Linked DNA regions of Homo sapiens: region 2 is linked to region 1. A link is an interaction called in ENCODE POLR2A ChIA-PET data of the cell type or tissue named here. Cell type or tissue: HepG2. All regions are shown on one strand. Each heading gives the region's core, and the rest is flanking DNA. Links, peaks and the distances in the headings are about the cores only.

Region 1 (5,363 bases), core at 147-5,146:
TTTCTTTTCTTTTGAGATGGAGTCTTGTTCTTGTTGCCCAGGCTGGAGTGCAATGGCACGATCTTGGCTCACTGAAACCTCCACCTCCTGGGTTCAAGCGATTCTTCTGCCTCAGCCTCCCAAGTAGCTGAAATTACAGGAGCCCACCACCATGCCCATCTAATTTTTTTTGTATTTTTAGTAGAGATGGGTTTTCATCATGTTGGCCAGGCTGGTCTCAAACTCCTGACCTCAGGTGATCCAGCTGCCTCGGCCTCCCAAAGTGCTGGGATTACAGACATGAGCTACCACACCCAGCCCAAGTCCATTTCTTTCTTTCTTTTTTTTTCTTTTTTGAGACGGAGTCTCGCTCTCGTTGCCCAGGCTGGAGTGCAGTGGCACGATCTTGGCTCATTGCAACCTCCACCTCCTGGGTTCAAGCGATTCTCCTGCCTCAGCCTCCCAAGTAGCTGGGATTACAGGTGCCCGCCACCACATCCAGCTAATTTTTGTATATTTAGTAGAGACAGGGTTTCACCATGTTGGCCAGGCTGGTTTCGAACTCCTGACCTCAGGTGATTCGCCCACCTCAGGCTCAGAAAGTGCTGGGATTACAGGCGTGAGCCACCACATCTGGCCCCAAGTCCATTACTTTTAGAGGGATTAGCCTAACAGAAGTTTCCAGTTGTCTGCTATTGTTCCAGCTACTTTGAACTAACTTGAGGGGGGTGTGCAGGAAGCTGTGTGATGTGATGGGGCAGTGTTTAACTGGCCTCTGCGAGGGCCTTAAGACCCCTTTAGAATTAACAATTGTAGACAGTATCTCCTAAATGCCAGGCATATGTGAAGCATGGTGCCTGGTAGAAAGAAGAAAACAGCTCCCCCATACGGCGGAGGGGGCCAGGGGAGTCTGAACCAAGAGAAATCCGGTGTGCAGCGGAAAAGTGGTTGGTTATATTGGGGGGCTGGAGGAGGTGGGGTCTGATTTGCATAGGGCCCAGGGGATTGGTTTGACCAGGTGTGACATTCAAGTAGCCCGCAAAAAATCTAGCCCTCCCACCTTAGCCCTTTAATATGCAAACGTGAGCTGCCATGATGTCCTGAACATGTATGAGTTATCTGGAGGCGGTCATGACACTTGGCACAGGTGGTGACAAGGAGAAGAGGGCAGGAATTGCCATGTTGGGTGGACCTAGTTTCTAATTGCCGACATTTGCATATCAAAGCTTGCTGGCCTGGCTCTTTAAGCCGCCTTTTCGGTTAGAAAAGAAATGGTTCAGGAGTTGCTTCTTATTACAGGAAAATTTCCACTGAGAACCTTTACTCCTTTATTCCTTTTACTCCTTTCTAGTTGCCTAAAAAGTATTTCTTTATAACTCCTATCTTCGTAATAGGCAGATCGTCTCCAACATCCCTAAGCTGGTGTCACCCCCTTTATTTCACAGAGAAGGAAGAGAAGCCTCAGCCTCTCAATTCCTTCCGGTCCCAGGAAGCCTGGTCCTAAGAGAGTACCACAGTAAATATCCCGCCAATGGCACCACCACCATCTTGCCAAGCAGGCGGCAGGCACTGCCAGCAACAGTCCTGGGGGCCTTGGTAGCAGGCTCAAGGCTCCCCAGGCTCGCCTTCTGTGAAGAGAGATGAATTATTTTAAGGAAGCCAACAGAAAAGCTGTTGAAAACACAAATGCTCCTTAATGACCATTAATTCTCAGCTTTCAGAGCATTAGGAGTGAGTCAAGTGCCCCCAGAGAATAAGCAGCTTCTTTTCCTGTTTACACAACCACTCTAATGTAAACACACTTTCAAAAGAAGGATGTGGAAGTGAGGTTGGGTGAGGCTGGCTGCAAAGTCCCAACTACAGTTCTTCAACTAGAGGGGACGAGGTTCCACATGCACTGACCTAACACCTGGCCCTCAGGAACTGCCAGCCTAGAGGGAAGGAGATGAATTAGAACCTGGTGCGGCCACACAACCTGGCAATACAGAGTGGTCAGGGGGAGTCCTGGGGGAGTCCCCAGGGCCCCACAAAGGAGGGGTACCTGTGCTAGACTTTGATAAATGAGGGGGAGTTCCAGATCCAAGAAAGGGGAGATGTTAGTTCAACTATCCAGCCAATACTAATTTGTAGTGCCTGTCATGCACTAGGGATTATTCTTGCCACTAAAGATGAAACAGGGGTGGGTGGAGAGTTGGGAAAAACAAACACAGATACTATCCTCATGGAGCTCATAGTCTAATGAAGAGTGAGAGTACAAAGGTAACAAAAATAGGAAAACGACATGAACTTCTGGGACACAGACACGTGTTCTTTCCTGAAACCCCATTAACATGACAGGAAAGCAATGTTCATGCAAAGGCATATACCCAACAAGGATGGTGCACTGAGGCACGGAAACACGGGAAGCTGGAAGGCGGAAAGATGCAGGCAAATCTCTCAGCAGATCAGAGAAAACTGAGTCCCGCTAGCAGTAGAGAAGATCTCCTGCTTATCCAAAGCTCAGGACCCAGGGGCACCAGGTACCTCTGAAGGTGGGGAAGCAGGGAAGTATGATAAACAAGGACTGGTCAAAGGTCTATTTAAGAAGCAGTTAGGGGCCGGGCGCAGTGGCTCATGCCTGTAATCCCAGCACTTTGGGAGGCCGAGGTGGGCGGATCACCTGAGGTCAGGAATTCGAGACCAGCCTGGCCAACATGGTGAAGCCTGGTCTCTACTAAAAATACAAAAATTAGCTGGGTGTGGTGGTACAGGCCTGTAATTCCAGCTACTCAGGAGGCTGAGGCAGGAGAATTTTTTGAACCCAGGAGGCAGAGGTTGCAGTGAGCTGAGAATGCGCCACTGCATGCCAGCCTGGGTGACAGAACAAGATTCCGTCTGAAAAAAAAAAAAAAAAATGCAGTTAGGGCCAGGCACGGTGGCTCACGCCTGTAATCCCAGAACTTTGGGAGGCTGAGGTGGGTGGATCACCTGAGGTCAGGAGTTCGAGACCAGCCTGGCCAACATGGCAAAACCCCATCTCTACTAAAAATACAGAAATCAGGCAGGCATGGTGGCACGGGCCTGTAGTCCCAGCTACTCAGGAGGCTGAGGCAGAAAAATCGCTTGAATCCAGGAGGCAGAGGTTGCAGTGAGCTGAGATCGCGCCACTGCCCTCCAGCCTGGGTGACAGACCAAGACTCCACCTCAAAAAAAAATAAAAATAAAAATAAAAAAAGAAGCAGTTAGAAATCCAGGTCCTTTCTCCACACCAAGAGGCTGGGACCTGCCCCATCTACCCCAGAAGAAGGCCAGAGGCTCATCCTCCAGAGATGGTTCAGCAGAGGCTCTCTGGCTTTGGAGCAGGGCAGATGAAAGCAAGTGAAGTGTCAAAACAGAGGGATTGAGTAAACATCAGCATGCTGAACCTTTGTTCTCCTTCCCTTCTTGGCACAAGGGCAGAAAAATCTCTGGGGACTCTGACCAGCCTGAAAAGAATGACCCAGAGATACTAACACTGGGATTACCTGGGAATTACCACTAAATCAGATCACCCTATAATGGAGCTCAGTGGGTGAGCCCCTACTACAAACTCAGAGCTCACAGATTTTTAATCCCCAATTCTTAAAATATGAGCAATCAAACAAAGCGTCCAACTTGGAATAAGGACTCTTGGAATAAGAGAGAAAACAAAATTTACTTAATATTAGTATCCTTAGAGGTAAGAGAAGATATCGCAACCATGATGCAAGAACAGGATGTAATACAACAGGGACTTTCAGACCAAAAGAACACTAGTAAATTCAAAATTTGACAGCAGAAATGAAAGGTTGAATAGGAGGGCTGACTGACAAATCAGATCAAATCCACCAGAAAATTGAGCAAAAAGACAAAGTGGTGACTGGGCCCTGTGGCTCACGCCTATAGTTGCAGCATTTTGGGAGTCCAAGGTGGGAGAATTGCTTGGGCCCAGGAATTTGAGACCTGCCTGGGCAACACAGATCTCATCTTTACAAAAAAAAAAAAAAAAAAAAATTCAAGAAAATTAGCCAGGTGTGGTGGTATGCATCTATGGTCCCAGCTACTCAGGAGGCTGGGGCGGGAGGATTGCTTGATCCTGGGAGGTCAAGGCTGCAGTGAGCTGTGATTGTGCCACTGCACTACAGCCTCAGTGACAGAGTAAGACCACGTATCAAAAAAAAAAAAAAAAAAAAAAGGAGGAAATACATAACAAAATTAGGGAACTAGTCCAGGGTTCCAACATCCTAATAGTAGGACTGTCTAGAAAGAGAAAAAAAGAGGGGAAAATAATGAATGAAATAATGCAAGAACATTTCCTAGAGCTTCAGAACCCAAGTTTCTAGACTAAAAGAACCCACTGAGTGCCTAGAGTGGATTAAAATAGATATACACAATGGAATATCATTATGAAATTGTAGAGTACTGGTGAAAAAGAGAAACTCCTACAGTCTTCCAGAGAAAAACAAGTCATAGACAATGGGTCACAAATTAAAATGGCTGTGGACTACTCAACAATGCCCAAAAAACTAGAAGACAATGGAACAATGTGTTCAAACTTCTGAAGGAAAATGATTTCTAACCTAAAATTTGATGCTCAACCAAACTATCAAGAAAATTGTAGAAGGAACATATTTTCAGATGGGCAAGGCCTCAAAAAGTTTACCTCTGATGTGTTCTTCCTCAGGGAACTACTTGTTCTGAGAGTCCCTAGCTAAATGGGGGCTCCAGTACCAGAGCGGTTGGCAACCCAGCACTAACAGGAAATGAAGGGAGCTGGATGTGGTCTCTACAGTGTGCCTTTCACAGGATACATCTTGTACATGGTGGACAGCCTAATGCCTGTCTGTCCAACCCGTGACCAGGGGGTCCCTCATACGTGAAACTTGTTTATACTGGCACATGCTGTGTGGCAGCTCTTGCCTGACCTGTCCCTGCCTGACTACCACTCTGGCCCTAGGAGCCCAACTTTGTGTTTCCACCGGTATCCCAAGGAAAACCCAGCCTGGGGCAGCCCCTGGTTCTTCTCATGGAAGGTGCAAATTCAACACACAATCGCAATAGGAAACAAGTTTAAAGATTTTTTTACTTACAGATCCTGGGCAAGGAGAGTGCCATGAGTCAGGAGGGCAGTCCTCTGTCCCCAGGTCAGATGAGGGAGAAATGAAGAGTCAGAGAGAGTATGGGGCAACTAGCAGTACACATAATGACTAAGATGTGGTCACCTTAAGTTAATGGCCAAATGCCTGGATGGTCCATTTAAAGGAAGCAGCAGGAAAGTGGGCAGCCCAGTCTGCTGGTGGGAGAGAGGCCTCTTAAGTTCTTACCTCTGGCCACTTGGCTTGAGCCATCTCGGTGTGGTGTAGATCTGGAAACTGTGTCCAGCGTGA
Region 2 (5,363 bases), core at 233-5,232, 87 kb before region 1:
GGGAGTGTGGCTTGGCCTATACTTGGATTTCAGACTTTTAGCCTCCAGAACTATTCTGTTGCTTTAAGCCACTGAGTTTGTGGTAATTTGCTATGGCAGGTCCTTACTCTGCCTATGGTTACACATCCAACAAGTGGCAGCCCAGGGGATTTGAATCCAGGCCCTGAGCCTATACCTGTGATCTCGCCTCACCCCGCCAAGCTCTGCTGCCTACTACAGCCTCATGACAATTCCTGGCCCTGCAGAAGGTTGACAACCCGTTCCTGTAGAGCAAACACAGAGGACATTCTGTCTCCATAGAGTATCCATCTGCTTCCTTCCTCCTAGCGAATGCCCCCAAACCATTCTGTGTCCTTCTTTACAGTGGCTACCAGGAGGCTCAGTGCCACTCAGCTACTTGCTGAGGTAACATTAACCCTGAGCTGGCCTTTTTCCCTCCTGGGCTTGAACAATACTACTGGGTGGGTAGAGAAGGGCCCAGAGGCAGTGCAAGGCCAGTTCCAGCCCTGGCTGCAGCCCTCTACCTGCCCATTGGGCCAGCTGGACCTTGTGTTCCTGTCATTTGAACTAGGCCACCGCATGGGTGGCAGAGGGCTTGAGACTCCAAAGGTGTGGCTGTCATCAATTCTTGTCTCCTGGCAGGTCCCACTTGGAGCCTAGTACGTTCCCATCAGGGCCTGAGGTCTAGCTGTGTCCTCCCTACCTGATTCTCCAGCCCCCAACCTCCCAACTCACTGACTCACTAGGGATGGCAGGGCTACCCTGAAGAATCCAGGGCAAGCCCTTGAGCTTCCACATCAGCCCCGGGAACTGAGAGGACAACATCGCAATCCCTCCACCCCATGGAGTCTCAACAAACACAGCTCTGCTGCTCAGGGTAACCCCAGGGAGACGGGCCAGCAGCCCTCCGTGAAGAACACATGTGGGCTAGCGAGGTGGAATCATGCCCCCATGCCTGAGGGGAGAGCTGTGCCTCTGGGGGCTGCTGTCCAAGTCAGGTTAGGCCAGAAATTGTCTCCAAAAGCCCACTCGCCCTAGGCACCCCACAAGCAGGCAGAGAAAAGCCCATCCAAGGATCTAGGCCCAGACACCACCCTCCCTCTTTTGCTGGAAAAATGTCCTCCAGGAACCTCTCGGCCAGGGACACAGAGGGTGGGGGATGAGAGGCAGGGGCTGGGGCAGTTCTCTGCCTTCCACAGGACTCTAAGCTCTGAGCACTCCCCCATACCGCTGCCTAGGTTGCCCCTTTCATGCCTCCAGGCTCAGCCCTCCATTCCCTCCTTTCTCCCCTCCCCCTGCCCAGTATTCTCACATTTGAGGGGACAGTGCCCAGGCCTGGCTCAGCCTCTGGGAGGATATGGTCAGGATCTGGGAGCCCTCCCAGCTGTGGCTCCAGCCCTGAGGCTGCAGGGGAAGAGGAGGAGGGCTTACCGGGCTGCCTGCTCTGGGCAGGGGGGTCTGAGAGGTCCCTGGGGCATCAGAGCTGCAGCTTAAAGCTCTGACCGGGTAGGTTGCCACTTCAGTTCAGCAACAGCGCCTTGGCCCTGGGGGAGGGCACGCAAGGCCGTCATGCAGGTTTGCCAGGGAGGAAACCTGTGGTGCCAAGGTGGCCCCAGGACAATGCTGGCTGCACTGGAGTGGGAGGAGAGGCTGTTGGGTCCAGCTGGCAGGTGCCAGGGGAGAAGGGGGTGCAAGCACTGCTCCAGCAGGGGTTGGGGGTCCGTGGATGGTCAAGGGGCTAAGACATCCTGCTGTCCTCTGCCTTGTCTCAGGGGCCCAGCCCCACAGGATGACAGAGCCTAGCACCCTGCCCTCTCCCCACTGCCATCTCTGGGCAGGCAGTGCTTAACCCAAAGGAAGGAACCTTGAATCTTCATAGGGTAATTAGCAGACACACACACACACACACACACACACACACACACATACACACGGGTGCTTGGCTGTCGTCCCTCATATATGCCCTCGGACAGTGCTCAGCCCTTCCTGCACAACAGGTACCAGTCCTCACAGGCTAAACACGTGCTCCTTGCTTAGAGAAGTGGGAACTGCAGATCAGTGCCTCAAACGTTCCCCACGCAGGAGATGTGAGCGTCCCAGAGCCGGGATTGGGGCTGCAGGGGCCCAGCAGGCCTGCAGCAGAGACCTAGGCTTCTGCTGAGGGAGCCCTGGGAAGTGGGATACACCTTGAGCTGGGTGGGTCCGTACCTCACCCTGGTCCTCAGAGGAGCCAGGGCCCCCATCTCACTCTGCCTGCCGCCACCCCCACCCCTTGTCAGGGAGGCAGACTGAAGCCAGCGGCAGATACAGCCCGCCTGCTGCCAGCTTGCCCAGAGCTGGGCTTAACGGTTAACCTGACTCTTCGTCCGGTTTATTTCCCAGGCTGGGGTCAGAGGTGGGGGCCTGCCCCAAACCAAGAAGCAGGAGGCAGTAAATATTTGCCAGTGCAGGAGTGTCCATGTAGCGTGAGCAGGTCCTACACCACAACTGCCAGCTGCAGAGATTTCTTTTCTTTTCTTTTTTTTTTTTTTGAGACAGAGTTTTGCTCTGTCACCCAGGGTAGAGTGCGGTGGCGCCATCTCGGCTCACTGTAACCTCCGCCTCCCAGGTTCAATTGATTCTCCTACCTCAACCTCCCGAATAGCTGGGATTACAGGCGCCCGCCACCACGCCCGGCTAATTTTTTGTATTTTCAATAAAAATGTGGTTTCACCATGTTAGCCAGGCTAGTCTTGAACTCCTGACCTTAGATTCCGCCTGCCTCGGCCCCCCAAAGTGCTGGGATTACAGGCGTGAGCCACCATGCCCGGCCTAATTTTTGTATTTTAGTAGAGACGGAGATTCACCATGCAGGGCATATTTCTAAAAGCAATGGGGGCAATACCTAACACTGGCACACACAGCAGAACCCCCCCACCCCGCCTAGAATGCTCTTTGCACGGTCAAAGCGACTATTCCCCAGTCAGCACTGGGGCCAGAGGGTAAAGAGGTGCCAAAAGCCACCTCGTCTCGGCCGAGCTCCGCGTCTCCCCTGGCGGCTCCAGGCCCTCGGGTTCTAGCGCCAAGACTGACGCAAGCAGGGCCTCCTCCAGTGTGATCAGGCCAAACCGAGGAACCCACTGGCCTCGCTCCGGCGCGGGGTGGGGCGGGCGCTCAGCCTTCGGACCCGGACGGGGCAGGGCCGCGGTGATTGGAGGCGGGGCGACTAGGGGCGGCCCCGGGAGCGGGGCGCAGACAGCCCGGCCTCCTGTGGGTTCGGCGACCATCGCGCGGCGGCCATGGGGGCGCGGCTGGGCCGGCGGGCCGGGCCCGAGGCTGGCTCTGAGGCCGGGGCGGCGGCCGGCTGCGGGCCCGCGCCCTACGAGCGCCGGGTGCGGTGGCTCCGCGAGATCCAGTCCACGCTCCGCGAGCGGCGGCCGGAGCGCGCCCGGCAGCTGCTGCGCCTCCTGCGCCAGGCGAGAGAAGGAGCCGTCCGCCCCTGGGCTGGCGGCCAGGGAGGGTCTGGGGGTCTGGGGGTCTGGGAGGCGCGGGGCTATGGGTTGTGGGCCTGTATCCGCCGGGAGGCGAGGCGGAGCTGGTCTCTGGCGCGCGCAGGCGGGTTCCGAGGGCGCGACAGGCTGCAGCACGCGGGGTCTTGCGTGGGCGAGAGGGCGACCGCCTGGAGTGAGGGCTGGGTGAGGTCGGCGGACCGTGTGGAGGAGGGGGCTGCTGAGTGTGTCCGGGTCTTTGGGGTTTGAGAGGGGTTGTGTGTGTTGAGGGTGGCCCGGTAGCCTGGACCTAAGAGCCCAAATTCAGGCCCTGGCAAGATGGGAGGGGCCCGGGAGGAGTGGCAAGTGAGGTCAAATCATCTTGTATTGAGAGACAATGGAAGAGGGTAACTTCCCCCTCCTCCAGGATCCGGGAGACAGTGGACCCTGGAGAGAGGACCCAGGGCTGGTCTAGGGATGCAGCCTCACCCCAAGACACCATGGCAGCCCACAGAGAGCCATCCATGCATCACCAGTTCTCCAACAGGCGGCTCATGCCCTTAGAGTACACATCCCCAGCATCTGTGCATCACAACACTCGGTCCGGTGGTGGCTCTGCTCCTACACACACCAGGTACACTAAACCCAGATCCCAACCCCTGGGTTGTCCCAGGATGCTGGTCCCCCCAATCACCTGGGCATGCCACTTCCCTCACCACCCCGTCCCCACCCCCTACAGCAGCTACCACCACTACCTGCCCCATCCTGTGAGCAGGAAGTCAGCCATGCAGGTGTTCGGCCTGCAGAAGGTAGATTAGAAATGGGGAAACTGAGGCATGGAGCGAAGTGGTCACCCCAGGGCCCACAGAGAAAATGTGGGGCAAGCCAGGGCCAGAGCCCTTCTTCCTCCCTTCCCTTCTCCACCTCCTCCAACTCTGGATTCAGCAGGCTGGAAAAATGGAGCTGTCCGTTTAAGAGGAGCTGTCTAGACCCATGGAAGGCAGGCTGGCAGGTTGCGGTCTGGGGCCCTGTCTGGGTCTGCCAGGCTCATCAGCCAGCCTTCCTCCTGGATCTTCCCTAGCTGGCATCTGTGGCAAACAGCAGAGCAGCACTGAATCAGCCAGACAACCAGAGGCACAGATCTCAGTCTGGGATGCTGCCTGGAGTCCAAGACACCAGTTGGGCATTTTAGCTGGGAAACTAGAGGGAAAGAAGGATCCTCAGAGACCACCTCTTTGTGTCTCAGAGGTTGGGATTTGAGGTCCAGCCGGGGCCTATCCTGCTCCATAACCTGCAGGGACCCTGCAGCTGTGACCCACGGCCTCCCCTGCCTGGCCCAACTTCCTGTGCTTGGGACCCACGCACAGAGCATATCACCTATGGATTGGAGAAGGCCCACATGGGGTCTAGAGGCCCCTCCTGGCTGTGGCTGCCCCATCAGCTCTCAAAATGTCCTCTAAAGAGACCCTCTGGGCCAGATGCAGTGGCTCACGCCTATAATCCCAGCACTTTGGGAGGCTGAGGCAGGCAGATCACCTGAAGTCGGGAATTCGAGACCAGCCTGACCAACATGGAGAAACCCCTTCCCTGCTAAAAATACAAAATTAGCTGGGCGTGGTGGCACATGCCTGCAATCCCAGCTACTCAGGAGGCTGAGGCAGGAGAATTGCTTGAACCCGGGAGGCGGAGGTTGCGGTGAGCTGACCTCGCACCACTGCGCCCCAGCCCGGGCAACAAGAGCAAAACTCCGTCTCAAAACAAAGAGACCCTCTGAAAGAGTATTCAGCCCCACACCAGTCCTGTGGGAGTAGACAGGAGGAGAAAGTGGAGGAGTGAGGCAGGAAGGCCAGGGCAGGTCTATGCAGGCGGTGGGGTGAGGGATGGGTAGGAGAGGAG

What was found. ChIA-PET counts read pairs that join two places held together with the same protein. Peaks named below come from ENCODE experiments on the same cell type or tissue, not always from the same donor. Only the 100,000 strongest peaks of a DNase experiment are listed, where the experiment ranks them.
Region 2: POLR2A ChIA-PET joins it to region 1 with 6 read pairs; 2 of 35 experiments call an interaction of 5 or more read pairs at or near these places.

The regions. Positions count from the first base shown.
Region 1 is chr22:24,503,532-24,508,894 of GRCh38, reverse strand. All of the region lies in intron 3 of UPB1 (beta-ureidopropionase 1), which reads right to left. Among named protein-coding and RNA genes, the nearest start is that of UPB1, 11 kb to the right of the region's middle. RefSeq lists enhancers at 1,520-1,569, 1,990-2,079, 2,294-2,830, 2,831-3,369, 5,239-5,363. In HepG2, for the core only: no CTCF peak of the experiment used is centred there; DNase peaks (open chromatin) are centred at 1,804, 2,184, 2,514 and 3,374; H3K4me3 peaks cover 638 bases.
Region 2 is chr22:24,590,955-24,596,317 of GRCh38, reverse strand. LRRC75B (leucine rich repeat containing 75B) reads left to right here and starts at 3,245. Exons shown (of 4, transcript NM_207644.3): 1 at 3,245-3,455. The coding sequence starts at 3,279. It also overlaps a transcript of GGT1 not described here. RefSeq lists enhancers at 812-1,782, 2,832-3,824, 3,825-4,818 and a silencer at 3,118-3,347. In HepG2, for the core only: no CTCF peak of the experiment used is centred there; DNase peaks (open chromatin) are centred at 2,397 and 3,117; H3K4me3 peaks cover 2,129 bases.